Regions from separate parts of the Mus musculus genome. Here region 2 is linked to region 1. Evidence: chromatin loops called from intact Hi-C (ENCODE). Cell type or tissue: left cerebral cortex. All regions are shown on one strand. Links, peaks and the distances in the headings refer to the core of each region. The heading gives the core; the rest is flanking DNA. Region 1 has its middle 37 kb from the start of Prickle2. Region 2 holds the start of Rbsn (rabenosyn, RAB effector).

Region 1 (12,573 bases), core at 2,457-10,456:
TTTTCAGTTAGTCATTAGCAGGCATAGAGCTCCTGCTGCCTGAAGGGCAGTTTGCCAGCTCACCCAGTGTGTCTAATCTGCCTCTTTCCTTCCTTATTTCTTCTTGCTTGTTCTGAAAAGCTACTGACTTCATGGTGGCACCGGGCAAGCCTTGGATAATAGTGGTGCTGATAGCTTATGGTGTCCTGTGGGGGTAGATGGGTGAAAGAACCCTATAACCCTTCTCAGAGCAACTTCCATCAGCATTGAGCAGTCAGCATGGGATGCCAAGAAATTCAAAGCAGGAAGTCCATGAATAGGGTTGAGCAGATGAGCTTTCTAAGAAGAATACAAATGCAAGAGTCTGGCTAGGGAAGAGGGGTGTTAAATAAAACACCCCCCACCCGGCCCCCAACGTTTCATTATACCAGCAAGAGGTAGTAAAATGATAGACTTTTAATGATTTTAATCAGAACTGGTAGTGATTACACACACCTATAACCCAAGCACTGCGGGTTCAGGCAGAAGGATGAGTAGCTGACCTTCTGGGCTACACAGGGATACCTTTCTTCAAAAAACAAAGAGCAAGCAGACATAAAGATGCTACTCATCAGCGCTATTCTAGCTCTTCCCCTTCTCCAGCTGTGGAGGGTTGCAGCTCACGGTAACCACCAACGTTGCTATGGCCGCAGAATTTGCTTTGGACACTGAAAAGCCCATAGAAGAGAGACATGGTGCTAAGGTCTGGCACCCCAGCAGAGGACTCGCCCATTGGTGCACCAAAGTAGGGATGTAAGAAACAGGAGGAAACTTCTAGTCAGGCTGCTTGAAACCTCCTGAGGAGGAGGTTTGACCGAGTGACCTTGAAGGAGCCCAGGACTCCCCAGCTCCTGCCACACCCACATATATTAGGTAAGTAGCAAATGAAACAAACTTTGCTGAATTAGGGGATGGGAGAAAGAGAGCAGGAAGGAGGGAGGGGTAAGACAGGGATGCTGCCACTGTCTGTTTAAATGAAGGAGGTCCTGTCCTCTGGTCTTCTTAGCTGCAGTGTCTCCTCCTATGAGTGTGCTTCTTGATATGTAAAATGTATGTTCTATGAAATCTTTCCAGTTTAAATTGTACTACATTCTTAGTGGGAATTTTCTTCTTAATGTTTTTATTAAGCATTGCTAGGATGGAAATAAAAGTAAAATATATTTTTTAGCCACATTACATTGTTTCCCTTTCTGACATATATGCATTATATATGTATATTTACATGTCCATGCAAGGACACACACGTGTATGGGGGGGCACAGGTTGACATTGAGTGTCTTTTTCAGTCATTCTCCTCCACTTCACTCAACTTAGAGGTTACTGATTTGACTACCCTAACCAACTAGCCCACAAGCACTGGGTTCCCCCTGTCTCTGCCTCTGCAGTTCTGGGATTATAGAGTCCATTCAGTCCCTTGGCACTGGGAATTCAAGCTCAGAATCCTGTGCTTGCATAGAGACACTTCACTAAGCCATCTTATAGTCCCCACTTTATGTAATTTTTCAATTGTGTGTCATACAAAGAAATGGCTCTGACAACTTCCTACTCCCAAGGGAAAATAAACAACAAGATACTCAGCAGGTCTTTGGTCTTAGGGACCTTCCAGAACATGAAACCAAAGAAAACAAGACTATAGGAAACAGCAAGAAAAGCAGACTTGAAGAAAAACACTTGTGATTTACTGTGTGTGTGTGTGTGTGTGTAAAATGCAAATTAAAAGGTCTTCAAAACTACATTCTAAATGTATAGAGTTTTCACCTCCAATTTAGGTAATCAACATTTAATGTTAAATAGGGAAGCCTGTCTATGGCATGATTCTCTAGAAAGCTCCAAGAAGAAGGAGGAGGAGGAGGAGGAGGAAGAAGAGAAAAAGATTAGCTAGATGACTTTGTTGAGGGTTAGATCTAGGTTTTGATCCTGACTGTGATGTCCTGGAACTTAAGAGGTAAGGCCGTGAACTTCGCTATCAGCTGAACTGAAAGAGTGGCTTTCTGGAGCTTGGAGATTCATTTTTACATTGTTATTAACATGAAGATATCAACATGACATCTTCTTCTTCTTCTTTTTTTTTTTTTTTAAAGAAAGCATCTGGCTGTGTTTTCCCAACTGTTATTAAAGCAAAATTAGATGAGAAGACAAATGTGCACAGATTGCTATTTTAGGAAACTGTTGAGAAAATAAAAATATGAAAAAAATATGAAATCAATGGAGCATCGGGAAAACGTGCTCAGCTGTGGGTGTTATTGTAAATGTATCTTTAACCCTTTGTCAGGGGTTTGTGTGAACACACACACACACACACATATGCACCCTCCTTCCTGATACCTTTCTTAAAATTCTCAGGTGCTTAGAAATAGCAAATTGCATTGCCAACCCTTTATAAAGCCATCACTGGTCACAGATCTTCCCAAATGTCCAAGGTAACTGCTGTGACTGGTGATGAAATCCAATGCAAAGCCATAAGCACTCAGTGTTCTCTTGTGCTGTTTCCTCTCTCCTAAGTCTGCTAGAACTTGGTGTCAGAATCTCCCTCTTGCTCTGCCTAGTTTTGGTAGGAAGAGAGCCACATGCATCTCCTTCTTGATGCTTCCCTCTGTGATACTGTGTATAGTTGGTATTTGACAGGAGATCCTAAAAATAATAATGCAATTTAAAACTCCCTTCTGTTGTCCTCTACCAGTAAGTATGGGTGAAAGGCAAACTGAGGTATAAGAAGCAGGCAAGAGTTTGCTCTCTGGTTATATTGGGAATGGAAGGATTTCTTTGTGGATTAGAAGATAAAGGATTTCTTTAATGATCAGAACTCACAAGGTTGCTTCAGAACCATGGGTAATATGGATGGGCAGGGGTGGGAGGGGTGGGGACAGAGACCACATAGAAAGGCAAAGAAGGGAATCCTTGGCAACCTAGTTAAGACACTGGAAGGAGATAATGGCATCTTGAGTTCTTGCTTAATTGTTGTGACAACCTGAATCACTATCTCTATCTGCCAGACGTGAAAATTTAAAGTATACAAGGCTAGATCACAACACCATTAGGAGATGACCTGGGACGTAAGCCAAGGCGGTCCAGCTCTGGGGTTTATATGTGTAACTGGCCAGCAGAAAGGGCAGAGGGGAAGACAGAAGGGAGGGCAGGATATGAGGAGAAAGCAGAAGGAGGATGAGTAGACGTTTTACGTAAAGAGAACAGAACTGAGACACTCAGATCATGGGAGATTTAGCAAACATCTCAACCCCAAACATGAAAGGAGAAATGGAGGTAGGAAGGTACACAGAACAACCAAAACCAGCAAGAAAGCAAAGGCTGAATATATCAACATGCCAAAGCAAGATGTACCAGTGAGGGACCTGAGAAAGCCAGATGAGCCACGCAAGCTAAGCTAACTAGAGGTAGATAAAATATGCACTTAGAGGGGTTACATGCTAGAGAAACTTACATACTGAGAGAAGCATGAATTCATGGGTAGAGGCAGCAAAGGGACCCGCATGCTCAAAGGATGAGGGGCAAGAGAAAGGAGCTGTCATCAGCACCTGTGAGACAAGTATGACAGTTGCAGTCTGAAGCAGCAGAGACCTTAGTCTGGGGCCACTGCCTGGCTAAGTGGAATCTCAAAATATAAGGGTCAAGGAATCCATATCCACTTCTTGTTCTTCCCCGAGTCCCCTGACTCTGCATTGGCTGAGCCCATTCAACACCAAAGGGCTATGACCAATGATCAGTCACCATTGGCCGAGGAGGGGTCTGGAGTGGAATATTTTAAGATGCCAAAGCCAGAATATGAGGGTAGGACCTTTCTCCCTTCTCTTGAGACAAGGTTGAAGGGCAAGAGAGGGGAGGCAGGGGACGAGGATGCGGGATGATCCTGTTGTTAACAAGCAATGATGTAACATGAAAACCCAGCCCGCCACCAGGTTGTTTTAAGGAGCCAGTTAAGCCTGGCAGAAGGTTCCTGTGTCCTTCAGAGCCTCAAACTGTGTCTCAGTGCTCTATGGCTGTGAAAAGACACTGTGATCATGGCAACTCTTACAAAGGAACACATTTAACTGAGGCTGACTTACAAGTTTAGAGGTTTACTTCATTATTGTCATGGCAAGAAGCATGGTGGCATGTGGGCAGACATGGTACAGAAGAGGTAGCTTCGCGTTCTACACCCAGATCAGCAGGCAGCAGGAAGAGAGAGACACTGAGCCTGGCTTGAGCATTTGAAACCTCAAAGTCCACCCCAAATGACACACTTCCTCCAACGAAACCACACCCCCTCCAACAAGGCCACACCTCCTAATAGTGCCACTCCCTATGAGCCTAATGGGACCATTTTCATTCAAACCACCACAGACTCTGATGCTTATCTCACTGACAGTGAGATATGAACACATAACAATTCTAGGGAACAAAAGCCACAACAATCTGGGGATGCTGAGAACATTAAAGTGAGGGGACTTCTTACTTGTCAGGCTGTAGATGTCTTTGCTTCTAGTACAAGGTGGAGTCAGAGAGGCAAGGTGCCCTTTATTTTTATCTGAACCCTATGTAGCCCGAAGGAACCTTAGTGGCACAATTGGCAAAGCACTGTGTCCAGAAAAAGAGTCTTAAAAGGCAGAAGGACATTTGGGCAGATGGTTCTCTACCTTTCTGCAACGAGGGAGAGCAAAGCAACTGAAAGAAACCCAAACCCGGGGAAGCAAAATCAGCTCCTTTGCTTGAGCTGTTCACCATCAGCCATCAATCTTTCTCCAATTACTGTGATCAGGGCTACATGAGGTCAGTATCCAGGGCACCCACAGAGAATGCAAGTCCTGGGGAGGTGAGAAATGATATAGGGGCGTAACTGGCCACCCAGAGAAGAAGGACCTGGTGAGCCAGCGGCAAGAGTGTCTCTGGAAGACAGCAGCTATGTAGTAATTGGGCCAGGGTCAGATGAGGGGCAAGGTAGCAGCTCAGGGTATCTGTCTACAAGGAACGCGGCTCATGGTTTAGAATATTCTGGGAGTAATGTGCCTGCTAATTCAGGTTTCCTTATACAACTGGAGGCAAACTGAGCCTGAGAATGTCAGAGGACTGCCCCTCAGGGAGACATGAATAACAATGTCCCCAATGCAAACTGACCTTTGCAGGGTAGCCTGCCAGTGGACTCTAGATCGCACCAATGGCCACCAATTAAAGGCAAAGTCCAAATACCTATAGAGACAGCTCTGAAACTGAGATTGACACAGGAATACTGTTTGAGGGGGCCAATTATTTTATTATTCACACTTGGAACCTTTAGGAATTTTCTGTGACACCGTCTGTCTATAAAATTGTAAGAGTAAATGGAAGTGTGAGAGGCTTCAAACGGTAGGCTTTCTTTAGGCAGCAAATAGGTGAAGGGGAATTTGTATGGAACACACACACACACACACACACACACACACACACACTGTGGCTTTGTTCTGCCTTACAAATACAAGGTGAAGAAATGTTTAAAGAATTCTGCTTGAGGCAGTGTGTGTGTGTGTGGTGGTAGTGGGGCTGGGAGCAAATAAGACTGCCCATCACATCTAGTCCCCTCCATGTGCTGAGCTCTGCTGGGCAGGAGTTGGGGTGGGGGGCATCCCTTAGGAAAGTCTAGCCCCGCCCTCAATTCACAAAACCTGCTGAGCACAAAACCTAACAATACTTATAGATTTTTCCTTTCTCTTATGTTTCTTCCTTTCAAACTCAAATGCACCAAAACCTTGTTGTAAACCAGACTATAAATGGTGAGCACAGTCTATTTTAATTTAAGCCCAAGGGGTCCCCGGGGATATGTAGATTTTTGAACTTAGATAGATACGTTACAGAGCTGCATTGCTAACAGCATGGCCAGTAGCCAAACATGCTTATTTAGATTTAAGTTCATTGTAACTGAAAATTTAAATTCAGTTCTTCAATTTCACAACCTAGGTACCAAGCACTCTTAAAGTCACCCGTGGCCAGGATTTGTCTAGTGTACAGCACACAGCGAGCGAACACTCTATGCTATGGATGGTGCTTATAGAAAACACACTGTTAGGGTCCACAAATGGTATCTGCTTACTGTGAAAACATTTAGCTGTGGAAACTTCAGAGAAGCTAAATAACTCACTCACTATCACACAGCAAATGTGTGATGTAAAGCCAGACTCCACAGCCTTTCCTTATATAAGCTGGTGATGCTACCTTCCACAGCCATCTCCCCAAGAGAAAGAAAACACTACCATGGGCAAGGAGCTACTTGGGGAGCCGGCATTTGTTGCTGACACGCATTTAGAGTCAGATAGGCTGGAGCACAATTCCATTTGTGTGTCTGCCTGGGTGACCCAGGCCGTGAGTGTCATTCTAACTCCGAGTGTGTGTAACTCGGGGGCACCTAATGAGGATTAAACGAGAAAACACCAGATGCACTTGCGCAGAATCTAACGCGCAGAAGCTGCCCAGTAAAGTGCACGTGATTCTGATTTCCCTGCGAATTCTTTTCTACCTGGTAAACCCCAAAGTGCCAGACTTGCCTTGCGCCTGGCAAAGCACATTTCTGAGTCTTGCTCGCCCCCTGATGGTCATTTCCCCCACTTTGGTCCTTTGGTAGCACAGAGGAGCTGTGAAAGAGCCAGGTGGAGGAAGGGAGACTGGGACCTTGAAACCTCAGGAGAAACTTAAATATTCTAACCTCCTTACAGACGCCACAGCCTTTACTGCCAGGCAGAGGAAGGAGGTGAACTGGTTTGGTCTCTATTTTCTGTATGGTCTAATGGCCGTGGTCCCAAGGTGTCTAGGGGCTGGCTTACCCACAAACGTGAGATAGCATTACTTAATCTCCCACCTGATGCTGATCGCAAGTTCCACTTCCTGCCCACATCAGCATAAAAGGCACGTTGAATTTTCCACCAAAATAGGTTTACAGTGGTCCATGCACTTCCTGTTGTCGGATACCATCTTAGTACAAGCTTCCATCCCTGTTCCCCATGCTGGGGCGTTGCCTACTTCCCTGGCCTGTTGTCTTCAGAAGGCAGTAGAGCAATGGTTCCACATCTGTAGCCCTTCGATCACCCTAGGAATTGTCCAAGAACTAACGGAGCTAATCCTCAACTAAAGATGTCTTGAAGATGCCAGGCAGAAGGAAGAGTCCCAGTATTCATGGTTCCTTAAGATTCTAGATGGTTCATCTGTCCAGATGGCTAGATAATCGCTCAACTTCTAGACCAGACTAGAAGCTCTGGAAGCCCCACAGACCACTGAGGCTCACCTGTAGTTTCTGATTTAGTGATCATGAGAATTCCCATTCCTCACAAACCCCCAAGTGCTGCTGTTGGCCTGAAGACCGCACTACAAACCTGCAGTGGTAGCTGAACCTGTGGCTCGGTGGTATAGCACCTGCCTAGGACACACAAAGCCCTGGGTCCTATCCCCAATACCACAGTAAATAAAAATAAAAAACAAAACCTTAAAAATTCACATCTTGTGCCTCATGGTCTACCAGGCAGTATATTGCCCAGCTGGTCTTGTAGTTTTTCACTTCCTCTGCTCCAGCCCCACCCTTGTCTCCTGCCTGCCATTGTCCACCTAGAGATTTTGACACCAGCTACTCTCTTGGCCAGATGAATCCATCTATAGCTTTGCCGACTGGGTACCCATTGGCTTGTGAGACTCATAAGAGGCCACATCCTTTGGAATGCCTTCCCTGACTGCCCTATTCAATATGTGCCTCCCCTTTCTCTGTCCTAATATTCTTTTCCTCACCAGCCTTATTTCTTTTACTGAAATTATTTTACAAATCTGTTCACATAGAACACATTTTCCAGTTCCTAGATTTCTAGGCTTCTGAGTGCAGAGGCTTCATCTTGAAAACCCCATGGGTGCTCAAAAAATGACTGCAGGAGGAAAGGGTTAGCAGAGACCCTGACCAGAAAGTGTGACATTTAGACACGAGGGCTTATTACTGTGCTGTCATCTTTTATATTGTGTCCACAGGAGGACATGGAAAGGGAGGTGATGGTATATCTTCAACAGAGATCAAGGAAAGGAAAGAAACTTGGCTGAGGCCACACTCCAAGAGAGGCAGGATTGGTCATGGACCCTAGCTAGCTGCTTCCACACTTGCCACCACACAGAGAAAGAAAGAAGAAAAACAAAAAGATGAGGACTCTTCCCGTGGAGATTTTAAACTCTACATTCTAAACCAAAACAGAAATGGCAAATAGAGCCAAAAACAACAACAACAACAACAACAACAACAACAACAACAACAAAACAACAACAACAACAACAACAACAACAAAACAACAACAACAACAACAACAAAAACACTTGCCTTTCTCTCCGGCTCTCTGGTTCTTCCAGAATCTAGAATCACCTCAGAAGAGATCGACGATTCAGTGACAGGTGGCTGAACACTTCACATCTTTAAAAAGCTCTCTCGGAGCCTTTAGAAGCACAGCACAGACAGGAAGTGGTGGAGGCAGAACCAGAACACTTCCTGCCCAGTCTGTACTGGAGTCATCGTACAGCATCAGCGCACAGTGCTCTTTCTCAGCAAGCTCCTGGCATCCACAGGGGGATTAATCTTGACCCTTCTGTAAAAACTAAAATCCAAGTGTGGAGTGTTTGCACATACTTTCTGTATATCCTCCCAGATATTTTGACTTATCTCTGGATCGCCCAGAGTACCCAGTTCAAAATCAGTGCTGTGCAAACAGCTCTTGCATTGTGCTCCTTAGAAGATGATGCCATTAATAGAAAGTGTAATGTTCAGCACTCATACAAACATAAGCCTAACTCTGCTTTTGGTTGATGGTTGATTGAGTACACAGGTAGGGGAACCTGTAGATACAGAAGACTGACTGTGTTTCATTCAGCTTTCTTTTGTGGCTCCACCTCATTGCTGTAATAGCTGAGGTAACACTGGATATGATATCAATGGTAAATATCTACCTACCCAAACTCAAAACCTTAACAACCCCCCCCAAAAAAAACAAAAAACAAAAAAAAAACAAACAAATAAAAAAAAAATCACGTCCCACTTCAATAAATGATCTTCACACTAGGTTATCTCTTTTGAGTATCATTTCAAAGACACAGGCCACCTTCTCTCTTGGAATTCCTCTCTTTGGAACAGGTAGTCTCTGGTAAGAGACAGGGAAAGGGAAAGATAGGGAAGTTGTAATGGATCAAACCTAGAAACAGGGTATGGCTTCTCTCCAACATGCTGTGTCAGAGATACAACAGGTGGATACACTTAGCTGAAAGGGAAGCTGGGAAATGTAGTCTCATGGTCAAGGTTACTGAACAGTCAGCAGTTTCTACCTTATTTCCTAAGTCTGTGATGATTTTTCCACCCCGATGCAGGTCCTCTTGCACTGCAATTTCCAAAATTATAGAGATGACTTCAAAGGCAACCGGTCATAGGAGAGGTGTCCTCGATCGATCTCCTATTCATATTACAGAAAAGTTCAGTTGTCTGGGGTCCTCTGAGAAAAGGCTAGAGGAAGGAGAAGAGCAGGGGCAGAAGATGAGAATGAAAGTTTGTTTTTCCAAGTCCAATTCTAGCTAAGAAGAAGACAAGTGTGGTCCTCAATTTTTGAACTTGAGTTAAATTCCAGATCTTTCAAAATTTCATTGCCCAAGTGAACCCTTATTGAGCATCCTTTTTTTGTTGTTGTTGTGTTTGTTTGTTTGTTTGGTTGGTTTTTCGAGACAGGGTTTCTCTGTATAGCCCTGGCTGTCCTGGAACTCACTTTGTAGACCAGGCTGGCCTCACACTCAGAAATCCACCTGCCTCTGCCTCCCAAGTGCTGGGATTAAAGGTGTGTGCCACCACTGCCCGGCAGCATTCATTGTTTTATAGGAAGTGTCCTAGCTTACAGGAATGCTAGGTAAACGAACCAATCAATACATGAATATAACATCAGCTCTACTCTTCCTTTGACTGAGACTTTGGAGATAATTGTCATAAAAGACTCACATAATTATATATTATAGATAATATAATAATCAATAGTATAAATTATAAATATATAATACCCAGACTGGCTTTCAACACATAAATTTTCATTTAATCTTCACAATAATCACATGACATTACTGTTGGCTCCATTTTACAGAGGCAGAAACTGAGACCTTAAAAGATGAAATGACTATTTCCCAACTCTTGTTTCCAAGAGACAGGCATGGTTCTTGACTGCATAATACTGTTTCTATTGTTAAGATGCAGGGTTTTTGCTGTTTTGTTAGCTTGAAGCTTTGTTGCTGTTGTTTTATTTTCTAAAGTATCTGTTTATTTATTTGAGGCAGGGCTGCATGTATCCTGTGAACTCACTACAACTTGACCTTGAACTCCTAACCTTCCTGCCTCTACATCTTAGGTGCTAGAATTATAGGAATGCAACAAGCTAGGAATGAATCAGGGTTTTGTGTACACCAGACATCTAAGCTCATCCTCAGATTCTTTGAGGATTTTATTCAGAAAAGAAAAGGGAAAGGAGACACTCAGTGACCTTCAATGGCACCACTCCATAGTCCTACATGGTCCCCACTCCACACTTCCCTACTGCACAGGGAAAAGACTGAATTCTGCATGTCTCACAGGGCCTAAATTATTGTTTCACGCCCTCACTTCCCTTTGGGGCATTGGCTTCCTTTGGGTTCTTCAAATGCCACCCAAGGTGTTTTGTCCATCTTTCCCCTTGATACATTGGCTTCCAGTTTGTGACAGTGTCAGTTGCTCCTTCGGGCTCAGGTTACATATTTACAAGTTAACATAATAATCCCCAACCTCACATCTAACAACTCTCTCCTCTTCCTTGTTTCTTGAGTCTCTTGTTTGATCCCTTCATTTTAGCATAAATGACACTTGGAAATTCCCTTCAGTGATCTGATAGAACAAATGCACCATGGGTGTGGACTCTGGTACCTGCTAGCCTCTGTGCTTTGTGTCTCTTACTGGAAAAGAAACTCCATGCGGGCGGGGGGTGGGGGTGGTTGGGCAGAAGACTTATGTTTCTGAGAAGATTATCTCGTCAGATGCCAGACGTTCGTGAGATAGCCCAGTGAGGAAGGACACTTGTCTTGTAAGCCTGGAAGCCTGAGTTCAATTCCTGGATCCCACGTAAAGGTGAAGGAAGAGAATTGATTCCTAAAAGCTGTCTTCTGACTTCCACATGTGCATTGCACATGCACATCCATATACATACATCATACACACACCACTACCACCACCACCACTACCACCATGGCGAACAACAATATTACAAGACTTCTCACAAGAGTGTCTCTTCATGCTGGGCAGTGGTGGCGGCGCACGCCTTTAATCCCAGCACTTGGGAGGCAGAGGCAGGTGGATTTCTGAGTTCGAGGCCAGCCTGGTCTACAAAGTGCTTTCCAGGACAGCCAGGGCTATACCGAGAAACCCTGTCTTGAAAAAAACAAAAAGTGTCTCTTCACAAGTACTTACCATTCCTCCACTGTGTTGGGGAGGCTTAGTAAAACACACTCAGTTAAAAAAAAAAAAAAGATCTGTTTGCTTTTGAGGTGCAGATTGTCTGACAGATGAATATTGAGGTTCAGGTACTGAGAGATGAAGGCTCATGAGCCCAGCAGAGGTGGGACACACTATTCACAATCTCACAGCAGATCTGCAGTAGCTAGAAATGTGATTGGGACCATTTTAAGTCTTATATCTGCTTCTATCCTATATCTCCACCTATGTATATGCTCTTTAGCTTTGCGTGTGTGTGTGTGTGTGTGTGTGTGAGAGAGAGAGAGAGAGAGAGAGAGGGAGAGAGAGAGAGAGAGGGAGGGAGGTGGGGGGAGGAAGAGGGAGAGAGAAAGAGAGAGGAGAGAGAGAGAGGAGAGAGAGAGAGACTATGTGTGTCCATGTGTCTGAGGGACTGTGTTCATGAGTGTGTGTGACTGTGTGTGTACATATGTATACTTATACACATGGAGACTAGAGGACAACCTTGGGTGGTATTCCTCAGGAGCACCCTTTGAAGACAGGCTTTCACTGAAACTGGCCTAGGCTAGTTTGGCTGACTAGTGAACCTCACAGGTCCACCTGTGTCTGCCACCCTAGCACAGGTGTTGCGAGCTTCTGCCACCATGCTGCGTGGTTTTGGTGCCAGGGCTGGGGGTCTAACTCAGTTGCTTGAGTTTGAGTGGTAAGTACAGTACTGACCCACTGAGCTAGCCCCTCACTTTGGGTAATTGACACACACCTAGAGCTTTTTTGTTTTTCCTTGTTAGCAGCTTCACAGTCTGTCTAGAAGAGGGTGCGGTATAAGTAACTAAATGAAGCCAAGATGACATATGATCCACTTGCCAGGAATAGAAACCCACTCCAAGCAGTGCCACATGTGTCTGAGCTGGAGCCAAGGAAGTTTCCAAACGTCTGCAGCCTGCAGCCTTATCCTCTTGAGATATCTTAACTCTGGGCCTGTCCTGTGACTTGGGGCACTAGGAGATACGTTACTAGTATCTCTGACCTCTACCCATGACACCCCGCAGAGCAGAGCCCTAGCCCTAGCTGCTCAGGCCCAAATGTCTCCAAACATTGTCAACTGT
Region 2 (12,573 bases), core at 1,899-9,898, 530 kb before region 1:
TATATACCATACCTAAGTGTGCACACATCATACACACACACACACACACACACACACACATATATATATATATGTACATATGTATATATATATATATATGTACGTATGTATATATATATGTATATATATATGTGTATATATATATATATATATATATGTATATATATATATATATATACCACACCAGAGTGTGCACACATCATACACACACACAAAATATTTTAACAAGTTAATGTCATTTTTTTAAACACCAAAAAGAAAAAATAACAAATACAAACAATAAGCCTTTCAACTTTTCTTTAAAGAGAAGTATTTAAAAAAAAAAATCAAGAGCCAGAGAGATGGCTCAGTGTAAAGGCACTTGCCACCTACCCTGAGTTTGATCACCAGAACTACATAAAAGTGGAAGGAGAGAATACACTTCTGAAAGTTATCCTCTGGCTTCCACACACGCCTGTCCTCTAGCCCCTTCACACAAAATAAATGTATCTTTAAATTAAGATTTTAAAAAAGAAGAAACTTATCAGTGCAGCTTGATAATATGTTCCAGCACTTTGAAAAGTCTGAGGCAGAAGATCCTCACTTGAATCTATGATTTCAAAACCAGTTTGGCCAACATAGCAAACTGTCGCTTAGTTTAGATGAATGGATGGATAAAATTAGTGAAAATTATATTTTGCATTTACAGTGAGTTGATGTGTTTACTAGATTTTATAAATTAGAACAGTGGGGCAGCAGGTCTGATGTTCTCTGCCCTTCAACAGAAAAATCTGATACTTAAACATTTCAGGGCTTAATAACTTACATTTTCTGTCTTATTGGACTACAGCAAAGTCACTGTTGATGTGACCCTGAAAGACTCCTAACCATTGAGAACAAGGATAAAATCATTTCACAGAAGCAAAGAAATCTGTTTCCAAGACTTTAGAGGCCACATATCACAGCACAGAGTGGGAGTTTGTGTAGCTAGAATTGTGGTGTGCTGCAGAGGGCACAGAGGAGGGTACCATCTGGTCCTCAAAGGTGAAGGGTGACAGCAACTCAGAAAATAAATTAAACAGGACGCTAGGTGCCTGTTATTTCCTTTAATTAAGAAATTTGACAGGCGTGGGAGGCAGAAGCAGACAGATACCTGTGAGTTTGAGGCCAGCCTGGTTTACATGTCAAGTTCCAGGCCAGACATAGATACATAGTGAGACCCTTGTCTTGAGATTAAATAAATAAATCGAGAGACTACACACATGCAGACCCATCCCGGAAAGCATCTGAGGCATCACTTAAACAGCCAGCCTCAGGTCCGACCGGTTCTCTCCCCAGCCAGTGGCTGACAGGATCCTCTGGGTGTGACAGCTGCCTCCTCCCCGCCTGCAACTCATCCTGAAGAAAAAGTCAAACAGAAGTCGTCCCCGTGCACCCTGGCCACACATCGCAGCTCAGTTCTCACCCTGGAGAAACGCCCCTTACTCAAGGCAGGCTCCCTCCAGGATGCCTTCACAGCAGCTGCCTGGGGTGCCATAGCCTATACACAAGTGAAGTGACTAACACAAGACAGCAGCCGGGAAGGAGAGCCTGGGATTTTCGCCATCACCACGAGAACTCGGAGAGCGGGATAATAGGGTTCCGCGAATGAAGTGGGGGACCTTAACATAAAGTCACTTAATTAGGTGCCACCACAAACCACCGCAATTGATGCCGCAACCAGAAGGCCAGTTGTGCAAACTCTCGCCTCCAGACTGGATTGAAAAACCCAGCCGGGGGGCTCTGTAGAGATCCGCACGGCCACGCGCACCCGCGGGACGCGACTCTGCGGGACATCACGCAACACGTCACGGCGCGGGCAGAGACCCGCGCGGCGCCGAGGCCCGCAAAGCCTCATCTCCCGACCGCATCGTCATCTCAAACCACACGTCACACCCACCTCAGCCACCGCCGCGCTCTCTGCGACACCCTTTCTCACTCCCTGCGGCTTCCGACAGGCAGTCGGCAGCCTGCCTTTCCACCTCGGGTTCTGACTGCCGGCCTACGAGGTTCCTCAGAGACCAGTGGCAGCCATCGCCATCAGTGGCTCGGCGCTCGACAGGCGCGCCGGGCAGAAACCGGAAGACAGACTGACACGCGGCGGTCGAGCGCCGAGTCCTCGAGCGCACTGAACCTGGAAGAGGATGCTGCGCAGGCGCTGCCGCAACGGGGCGGGCCCAGTAGGAGGAGGTAAACTGCGAAGTTCTCTCAGGTCCTAGCAACACATCGATGTGAAACCCTACACTCGCCCTTCACTCACCCTATAGGTGGGGAAACTGAGACTTTGGCTCTTAAATAATGTGCCTGCAGCGCTAACATTATTTAGAGACCGTTAAAAAGTTTCTGAGATTTTTGCATAAATGCCTTAATACAGCGGTTGTTCTTCCAAAGGACCCAGGTTTGAAAAACTGCTTGTCTGCTACCTATATGCTCTCTTCTGGAGTCCATGGGCACTGCACATGTGGTGCACAGACATGCAGGCAAAACACACATACAAAATTTTGTTTTTTTACTTTTTTGTTGTTGTTGTTAAAAAAAAGTTTCTGAGTGCGAGAGACTAAGTTATGTTCAGCACATTGAGGAGACAGAAAGACGTGGAAATTGAGCCAAAGAAAGTAGAGACGTTGAGGAGTCGTGTCAGGGATTGGAAGTTGGCTCAATTGATCCTGGTTGGGACTCAATTTCCACCACACACCCATGCCTGTAACACCAATACTCTAAGGATGGAGGCAGGAGGACCAAAAATTTAAGTTAATTTTCAATTACATAGCAAGTTCAAGGCCATACTGGGATACATGAAACTCCATCTCAAAAAAGCATAAAAAAGTATGAGGGTAGCTAGATCTCTGCAAAATAAGTGGCATTTATGTATGAGTCAGGGTTCTCTAGAGTCACAGAACTCTATAGTCTATATAGTAAGGGAATTGGTGGATGACTTACAGTCTGTAGTCCAATTCCCAACAATGGTCAGCAGCAGCTGTGAATGGAAGTCCAAGGATCTAGCAGTCACTCAGTCCCACAAGGCAAGCAGTTGAAGAAGAGAGTGTCAATCTTCCTTCTTCCAATGTCCTTATATAGGTCTCCAGCAAAAGGTGTGGCCCAGATTAAAGGTGTCTGCCACCACACCTTTAATCCCAGATAACCTTGACTTGGAGATCTTCCTGTCTTAATCTTCTGGAATTCATAGCCACTGTGCCTCAAGATCTCCATGCCAAGATTCAGGTCAGAAACTTCTATCTCAGCCTCCAGATTAGGATCACTGGTGAGCCTCCCAATTCTGGATTGTAGTTCATCCAGATATAGTCAAGTTGACAACCAGGAATAGCCCCTGCAATTTACAAAAGACAGTATGGCAGATCAGTCATGTCTGAACCTAGCTGTACCATGCAACAACCACAGGGTACAGAGACAGACCCATCTGTTATTGAGGTCTGTTTGCTTTATAGCCAGCACACCATCTAGACTGCAGTAACCTGGGCCCCAGAAGTGGGAGCTTCAGGGAAGATGCAGGTCTTTGGAACCAGAAAGTGGCCTCCATCCCTCCTGCCTCCATCCCAGCCTAGCATGGCTGTGGCACTTGACCCATTTGACTCTGGGAATGACTGTCTGAAGGTGGTCACAGTCTCTACTTCCTTGTGCAGATGAAATGAAGCCAGTCTCTTGGCCTAGGCTCCTTACCGTACCTCCTCAGCTCAACAGCATTGAGTATGGAGAGGACAACTCCTAGGGCTCCACAGACCTGAGCTCCTGCCTCCAAGAAAATCTTACTTTGTGACTCTGAATGTGTCCCTTGCCTTCTACTCTTCAGTTCTCCCACATGCACACAGAAAGTGGGACTCAAAATGGGCAGGCTCTTCTTATTTCCAAATTGGTAACTATTTGTGTCTGTTTGGTTTTTGGCTTTACTGTTTTCCAGTGCTGGAATTGGAACTCAGGGTCTCACACAGGATAGATAAATGCTATACCATTGAACTATGGTTCAAAGTCTGCTTTCTCTAAAACTTTGAACTCTGCAGAGAAAGGGACTCTTGCCAACATGCCAGAGACAAGTATAGCTTTGCCTGACACCAACATCTGCCTTTGCACTCCCCTCCCCCAACACACACACACACACACACATACACACACACACACACAGACAAAGAGAGAGAAAGATAGAGACAGAGACAGAGAGACAGAGACAGAGAGAGACCCAGAATGAGGCAGAATGTGATGAGCATGATTATTTGATGCCAGTGAAAGACCTCTTAATTCAGCCATGATTTAGCCTGTCATCATTTACAAAACCAACATCACATTCAGACCTCATTTGTTTCCAAAGCAATGGCAGCAAGCAAGCTGGCAGTTTGTGGATAACTATGGAAGTCAGTGGATTGGCTGCTACTGCTGTATTGATTTTCATTTCTTAAGCTCTGGGAATGAAACTTTGCACACACTAGGCAGGCACTGGGCTGCACCTCTAGCCCTCTCCTGATCCTTTAAGAATGATGGGGCATTCTGGGCATGGCAGAACACACTTGCGATCTGAGTGCTTGAGAGGCACTGGCCGGAGGATCAGGAGATTAAGAAAGCCTTGTTACATAGTGAGAACAGGGTCTGGGCTATTTGAGAGCCTATCTCCAAAAAAACAAAACCAGAGGCAGGAGAAATGGATATTTATGATTAAGAACAATTGTCACTCTTCCGAGGGTTCCAGTTAGGGCCCCAGCACCCACCCTGCAATCTGACGCCCTTTTCTGACCTTCATGAGCACCAGATATGCATGCAGTGCACACATATACATGCAGACAAAACACCAATACATATAAAAAAATTTAGAAATGATAGTGGAACAGATCAGCATAGATCCATTGTAGTTTATAAACAGTGTTTTTCTTATTTGTTCTCTGGACAATTCTATTACAGTTTCCCTTTTAATTATAATAATGAGTAATATTTATTTAGTACATGATAACTATTCTATAGGCTTTAAACATCTCAACATCATTCAATCTTATGAGGTACTCTCCAATTTACGAAGAAGCTGCAAATGGAATAGTTAAATGCCTTGCCCAAGACTCAACTTTCAGGTGAGAATAGATCGTTGTCATCTTGCTTTGAGGCCTTCACAATACTCACATTCCCTTCCCCTGTGAAGGCCTGACCTCTGAGATTTCCTGTATTGGTCCGCATCTTGTAGGCATCAAACATAGACCATGCCTAGACAGGGTATTAAGAAAAAAGAAGCTGAAGGGGAAATGGTGATGTGGGTAAACTTACATCCGGGGAAATTGAGCACAGTTCCCAAAGGGCGAGCTGCGCCCAATACCAGGCCCAGACCCCTGCCTAATGCTGAGTGCTGAGGTTGGCACACCCTGCTGAGGGCACATGGAAACATGACTGATTATGGAAGGCCCTTACCTTGGCCTGTAGAACAGGCAGATGAGATATTGGGCTAGGCTGTGTCAAATGGAAATATAGGGCCGCTGCAGAGCACAGCTCAGGACATAAGCAGAGAGGGGCTTTTTTACCCAGATGGAAATCTGAGTAGGGAAAAAGAAGTCTATAGCACGGGTGCTGGGGCCCTCAGTCCTAGGTGCTCCTGAGGAGTAGTGCTACAGAGCTCAGCTCAGGGTGTCTAAACCCTCAGTCATCAGTAGCAGCAAACCTTACACTTCTCAGTCCAAGGGATTGAGACCTTGAACTGGTTCAAGATGCAGGGGTCAAGAGTGCTTCGAGTGAGCTGACTGTGGCAGCACAAGCCTGGAAAACTAACAGCTAGGAAGTGGAGGAAGGAAGATCAGATGTTCAAGTACAGCTGCAGTTCCACAGTTTGAGCTCAGCTTTGACTTCAGCAGACCTTGTCTCAACCAAACAAACAACCAAACAACCAGCAAGGGCAGATAACTAGACAACTAGCCAGCCAGCCAGCCAGCTAGCCAGCCAGCCAGCCAGCTGTCCAGCCAGCAGAGGAGACAGCTAAGTCAGTAAGGTAGGTGACCCTTGAGCATGGGGACTTGAGTTTGGATCCCTAGAACCTACATTAAGATTAGGTGTGTCAGAGCATGCCTGTAATAAAGTGGGTGTGGAGAAAGTGCTTGCTCCTTCTTCTCCCTACTGAAAAGGAAGAGACAGGCAGATCCCTGGGGCTCTGTGGACAGCCAGTCTAGCCAAACTGGTGAGCTTTAGATTCACTGAGAAAGCCTACCTCAAAAAACAATGTGGATGGTAAATAAGGAAGACACCCAATTTTGACCTCAGGCCTTCACATGCAAGCACATTCCCTTACTTATATACACACACACACACACACACCAGCACACTTGCACACACACAAACCTGAATACACATTAGTAAATTTTTATTACAATGGTATTTAGCACATACCAAGTGCCAGATAAATGCCAGTTAAAGGGTGTATCATGGGTCTCTGGCTTGAAACATCACTTATCATAGCATTGCCCCTAGGTCTGAGAGACCCAGGCTAGAGTGAGGCTTACTATTCATTGTGGATATTGCTTGTTTCTTTCATGTGTATTTTTCCTCAAATATATTGAAAGCAGAAATAAATACTAAAAAGGTAAGTGGGAAAGATTAAGAAGTAAGCAAATCGCTGAGCATGGGACTGGCCCCTCAAGCCACCTCCTCTTCCAGATGTTTGTCCCCGGGTACACCCACTTGCTCATCTGAGATTTAGATTCACTATCTTTCACTGGTCCACTCAGCAAACCAAGCTGTGGGGAGGCATCCATCCCCCGGGCTCACAAGCCTTCTGCCTGAAGAACAAGTTTACCAGAGCTCAAAGTCCAAAGTCCAAGTCCAGGATAATCAGAGGGCAGTGAAGAGCCATGCTAGCCACCAGAGGGTGCCATGTAACCACTTAAGACCCATACAAATGGCCCAGGTGTCTGCAGAAGAGGTTTGGCTAGTCCATCTTTTCAGTCAGCTGCCTATATCTAGCAGAGGAGAGCCAGCCCCTGACCCCCAACACACACACACACACACACTCACCTAAACTAAACTGCAGTGTCCACACTGAACAGCAGCACGACACACCCTCCTGTTCTGGACTGGACCAGCGCCTTCTACTGAGCCTGGATATGTATTTCTGTATAGAGCCCCAGAACAACCTGCTAGACCTGGAGCCAGTAGAGTCTGTGAGCACCTCTGCCCACCCAGATGCTCTCTGGGTGGAAACCTTGGCCTTCTTGATTCCTCTGCTCCTTGGTTCCTATGCCCAATCCATCAGCAGGTCCCTCCCGCCACCCTACTTTGAGTAGATCTGAATAATGTCCACTCTCACAGCACTGCAGCCACCCTGCCATCTCTCATGGGACCACTGCAGCAGCCTCCCTCCTGCCCTTCCTTTCTGACCTCTCCCTGTGCCAACTCAGTCAGACATACCCCTCCTCTGTTCAGCAGCCCCAGAGGATCTGACAGGCTCAGGAGAAATGACCTTTTTCAGTATTAGGATGCTCTTGCAGGCTTAGGACCCTGGCTTGACCAAATGACTTCTTTCCCACTCTTTCTCGGCGGTTCCGGCAGATAGACTCGGGCTTATTCACAAAAAGGCAGCAGGCAGAAGCAGATGAGGTCCCTTAGGCCTGAGTCCAGAGCTACAACAGTATCACTTCTGCTGACCAAAGTAAGCCACAAGGCCAGCCTACATTGAAACACTGAGAAAAATAGACTGACCTCCTTCCAAGTACCGCAAAGATGGTTCCTTAGTCTTGGTCATGCTCACCCTAATTTCTCCCCTAATTCTTTCCAGAAACACCACCATCTCCTCCCCAAGGTCTTCATGTGCTCTCCTTGTTTGTTGCTTTTTGTTGTTGTTTTTCCAAGACAGGGTTTCTCTGTATAGCCTTGACTATCTTGGAACTTGTGCTGTACACCGGGCTGGCCTTGAACTCACAGCGACCCACCTGCGTGTGACTAGGATTAAAGGCATGTGTCGCTAACTGGCAGGTTGCTTGTTCTTCTTTTCCAATAATCCATTTAGTCCAGTTTGTGCTGCCTATAAGCTCCTGGGTGGGGGCCATGTACTGGAGCATGACTGAGCTTTCGGTGGCCACGCCCTTAAAGAAAGCTGACTCTCACTCCCCAGAAACCATCAACTCTCCACAGCGCCTCAGTTAGAAGGGAGACTTGTGAACTCTTTCCTTCTCCTTGAGCCGTGGTCATCCTGTGCAGGCAGACCCTCTACCAACCAGTCTCTCCCCGTCCCTAGGTGTCTCCCCAGCCCCAGGATGGACACCAGCTGATATAAGGAATGGGGCAGAGCCCATATCTCTCTTGTGAGGGACAGAGACAGGGAGCACCCAGGCCTCTTTGCTTTGTTCTGAAAACCCTGGCTTGTTTCTAGTATCTAGGACCCTTGAACCGGGATCCTCGCATTGGGCACCACTCGGAGCCTATTCCAGACACATTCCTACCAGGCTACATTGTGTTTCCTTTGCTTGGTGTTTTTATTTGGTTTGGTTTGTTGCAGCACCAGAGATGAGATCCAGCACCAGCTAGTACTCTCCACCGAGCTGCAGCCCAGCCGACAGATAGTCCCCCGTTTATGCGCTGTTCTCCATTTCCCTGTCTTTGTACAAGCCCCTTCTCTGCTTACCTGTCCTTACGCATCCTTACCTTTCCTCCTGTCCACTCCTCACTCAGATAGACCCATTTCCAGTGGTCATTCTCTCCACCCCTTCCCAGAGGAGGGACTCCATGTGAAAAAGTCCCAAGGACAAACGTCTAGTTCCTGAACAAACCTGTGACCAGGAAAATAGAAACTTCTTCAAGAGCCTGGCTGCTCCAATGCTGTCCCAGCTATGAGTGTTTGAAGGAGTTATTGAACCTGGTACACTTTCCTCTTCTTTAAAAATGGGACTCTGAGGACCCAAGTGAGGACTGAACTACCGTAGGCAGGGCCACAGGGCCTGATACACAGTGAGCTATTCTTAGCACACCTTTGCCCTGCAGTTCATTGGTTTGTGCTTGAACAGGGGCTGGCCTTGGGAATTATTTACTGAACTCCACAAGTTACGAATGACCCTTGCTTGTCATTAGTGGAACTCTGGATGGGAACGGGTGAGACTTTAGTCATGAAAAAATAGAAACGTCGATGAGTGCATTAAGCACTTTAATTAAAGCCTGCTCTCCACTCCCCCGTGATGTCTGGCCACTGCCTTCAGCCCCCATTTCTATTTGACACCAGGTGACACTTCTGATGACCAATATTGGGGGCCGCCCACTTCTGCCTGAGTCCTGCACCCATGTGCTAGATAGTGGCTTCCCACGTGTCTCCTGGCCACTTACTTTAAATAGCATCCTCTGGTTAAATGTCTATCCTAGAGCACAGCTTATATAAGTTGACCAGTCTTCCTGCCTTCAGCTCAGAGTCCCAGTCCCTTCTCTCAGTGAAAGAGCTGAGGCTACTCCCAGGTGCCAGCAGAAGGTGCACAGAGCTGCTGGGGTACAATGCCAAGAGAGCTCCGATGCTGGTGCCAAACACTTGGACTGTTCTGGAAAGTAGACAGCTGTACCTGGGAGGCTGTAAACTTGCTCATGTGGCCTCACTGTATAGCCACTATTAGAACCAGCCACCACTGAGTGAATCCCCCAGCCTCTCCCCATCCCCCTGCCCCCTTCTCTCTCTCAAGCCTCAGAGGTTCCAAGGCTTGAGCTGTGGCTGGATCTCTGGTCCAGTCTTTTAAGATCTATAAGTTGCTTGTCATTTCTCTTGAAAACAATTCACTTTCAAAAATGTAAAGCCCAATCTAGGTGTAAAATTTTAGGTTAGATATATTTGTTTTCTTTCTTTATTTGAGCTTGTATTTGTTTTCTTTTGTTTTTCTCTTTTAAAAATTAATGTATTCGCAGGACAGTGGTGGCGCACGCCTTTAATCCCAGCACTTAGGGAGGAAGAGGCAGGCGGATTTCTGAGTTCGAGGCCATCCTGTCTACAAAGTGAGTTCCAGGACAGCCAGGGCTACACAGAGAAACCCTGTCTTGAAAAAAACCAAAAAAAAAAAAGTATTTTATTTATTGACTATTATAAATTCACTGTTATAATATATAACAATATATTATATTATTATACTGTTGGCTATCAAAACCAGGACTTTCACTTGGAAGCAAGTATCTACAATCAAGCTAGATCCATAGCCCTCCCATGCCAGAGAATTCAGGCCTGTCCAGGGGGAGGCCAAAGTTGAGGGGGGAGGATGTAGTTGTCTTTGACTACTTTGTAGGTTCTTCTTTCCTCTATCTGTCTCCATCCTTTAAACCCCCTAACACTAGATAAGAGGGGGAAAAGGGATAGTGAGGAAAGGAAAGAGATCCCTGAATAAAGTCAGGGGCTAGAAAGGGGGTCACATTAGACTTCTTCCTGCTCATTAGGGATGTCAAGTTCCTTGGCGCAAGTTTGATCATCACCATCAGAATATCTAATTTCTTCTTGTTGGTGTTTCTTCTTTGGGCACAACTACTTAACAAACTATAACCAACAACAACCAATAACAAACAACAAACAACCAACAACCCCTTTCAGGGCTCTAGTCTTTATAAACCCTCTGAAAAATCCCCAGAATTTAAAATGTCACACATTCACAGAAACCATGTGCAGCTGGCAAACTCATGTCCCCACTAGAGCATGAGGCAAATCATAGTCACCTGCTGTGGACAATCTGAAGCAGCCCCATATCCCATACCTGGGATTAAAATGAAAACATATTCTTATAATATTTCTGGTTTTTTTTTAAGAAACTAAAATTCCAAAATTGTCACTACAGGGGTACCCTAGTATTCTGGTGGCTCTAGACCTGCTGCTCTCTCCTGTAGACACAGTGTTCTCTAGCAGAGTAAGCATCTCTGATTGCTCTGAAATCAGGCATAGTGAAGTGATGTCTGGTACGTGTTGGCTCTCATGGGGTCCCTGAGTACTGGGCCTTGTCAGAAAGATGGGCTGTGGGCAAGCCGAGGCCAGGAGGACCCAGACCCTATAAATCTAGAGAAGGCATTTTAGAGGTTCTTTGGCAGGGAGCTCAGAGTCTGAGGGCCCAGAGGGCCCAGCAAAGACCCACAGGATGTCCCAAGAGAGAAATCAGACCCTGGTCTGGAGGCAAAGAGAGCCAAGCATTCCTAGCAGAATGGGGCTGTACTTACAAAGATTGGCCCTGAGCGTGTGAGGTACCCATTCCTAGAAGCATGATAGCATTGACTGAGAAAACGTGAGTGAGGAGAGTAGAGAGTGGCTCACCCGTACTCACAGTACTAGGGAGGCTGGGACAGGAGACTCATCCACAAGTTCAAAACCAGCTCATTCAGCTCTACAGTGAGACTATAACTCAAATACGTTTCTGAACGTTTCTTTTTGTTTTTAATTATGTGGAGGTGTGTGTGTCTGCATTTGAGTATATGCACAGGAGTGCAGGTACCTGAGAAGTCCAGTAGTATTGGCTCCCTGGAACTGGAGTTACAGATGGTGTGAGCAACCTGATATGGGTTCTGGGAACCAAACTTAGGTCCTCTGGAAGAATAGTCAAGTGCTCTTTACTCCTGAGCTATTTTTCCAGTCCCAAATAAATGTAATTTTAAGTAAATATCAGTTTTTTAAAGATTTATTTATTTTTTATATATGAGTACACTGTTTCTGTCTTCAGACACACCAGAAGAGGGCACCGGAGTCCCATTACAGATGGTTGTGAGCCACCATGTGGTGGCTGGGAATTGAACTCAGGACCTCTGGTAGAGCAGTCAGTGCTCTTAACCGCTGAGCCATCTCTCCAGCCCGTAAATATCATTTTTAAATGGAATTTTCTACCTATTTGAACTTCTGGTCACTTGAATACTCTGATTCCAACTCCATGTCATCTGCTTGAAGGGAAATGGGAAGGAAGGTGGGAGGTATCTCCCTATCTCAACACCAACACGTTACCTCCCTAAGAAACCATTGGTGGATTGGAAACACCACAGAGGGGCCTGGAGATGTCTTAGAGGCTATCTTTACCAAAGGACTGTTTCACATTGGCTCAAGAACAAAGCCTTCCACAAAACCCTTGAGCAGTGTGGAGAGGGTGGCTTCCTTCAAGCCAGTGACTTTCAGACAGCAGTCTCTTATGTGACCCTCATGATCTTTGGGCTTCTAAGAGATAAAAAATATGTAGAGAATTTAGTTCAGTTCAAAATACATTTCAAAGTTCTCTGATTTGTGGCAAGTAAAACACTCCTGAGGTACAAAATGAAAGGCTGGTAAGGCTCCATAGTGAAAACAGTCTCTCTCACATATATTTTAAGCCTGGCCTCTCCATGGCAACCATCTACCTTCCCAGTCCTCCCAGAAATAGTCTGCAGACTTTCCAGCAAGTGACTGAACCATCCACTAAGTGTAGGGAGTAAACCTGATTGATCCCAGGCTGGGAGTCAGTGGGCTGGGTTCCCAGACCAAACTGGTGGTGTCTGCTCTGTGTTCTGACTGCAAACATTTCTTACCCTGGGAGTAGGCACTGAGCCTAAACCTTGCTATGTGACCATGCCTTCCCCTCTCACTGCAGGGCTGCCTCTGAAAAGCAGACACTAGTGTGG

The links. Peaks named below come from ENCODE experiments on the same cell type or tissue, not always from the same donor. Only the 100,000 strongest peaks of a DNase experiment are listed, where the experiment ranks them.
Region 2: a loop joins it to region 1, with 2.6 times the contacts of the local background. A loop is called at or near these places in 3 of 42 quality-filtered maps.

The regions. Positions count from the first base shown.
Region 1 is chr6:92,737,260-92,749,832 of GRCm38, forward strand. No RefSeq gene overlaps it. Among named protein-coding and RNA genes, the nearest start is that of Prickle2, 37 kb to the left of the region's middle. In left cerebral cortex, for the core only: a CTCF peak has its summit at 6,577 (motif pointing left); a DNase peak (open chromatin) is centred at 6,548; H3K4me3 peaks cover 437 bases; H3K27ac peaks cover 353 bases.
Region 2 is chr6:92,212,793-92,225,365 of GRCm38, forward strand. Rbsn (rabenosyn, RAB effector) reads right to left here and starts at 2,078. Exons shown (of 12, transcript NM_030081.3): 1 at 1,919-2,078. In left cerebral cortex, for the core only: CTCF peaks have their summits at 2,179 and 6,847 (motif pointing right); DNase peaks (open chromatin) are centred at 2,126 and 6,861; H3K4me3 peaks cover 674 bases; H3K27ac peaks cover 193 bases.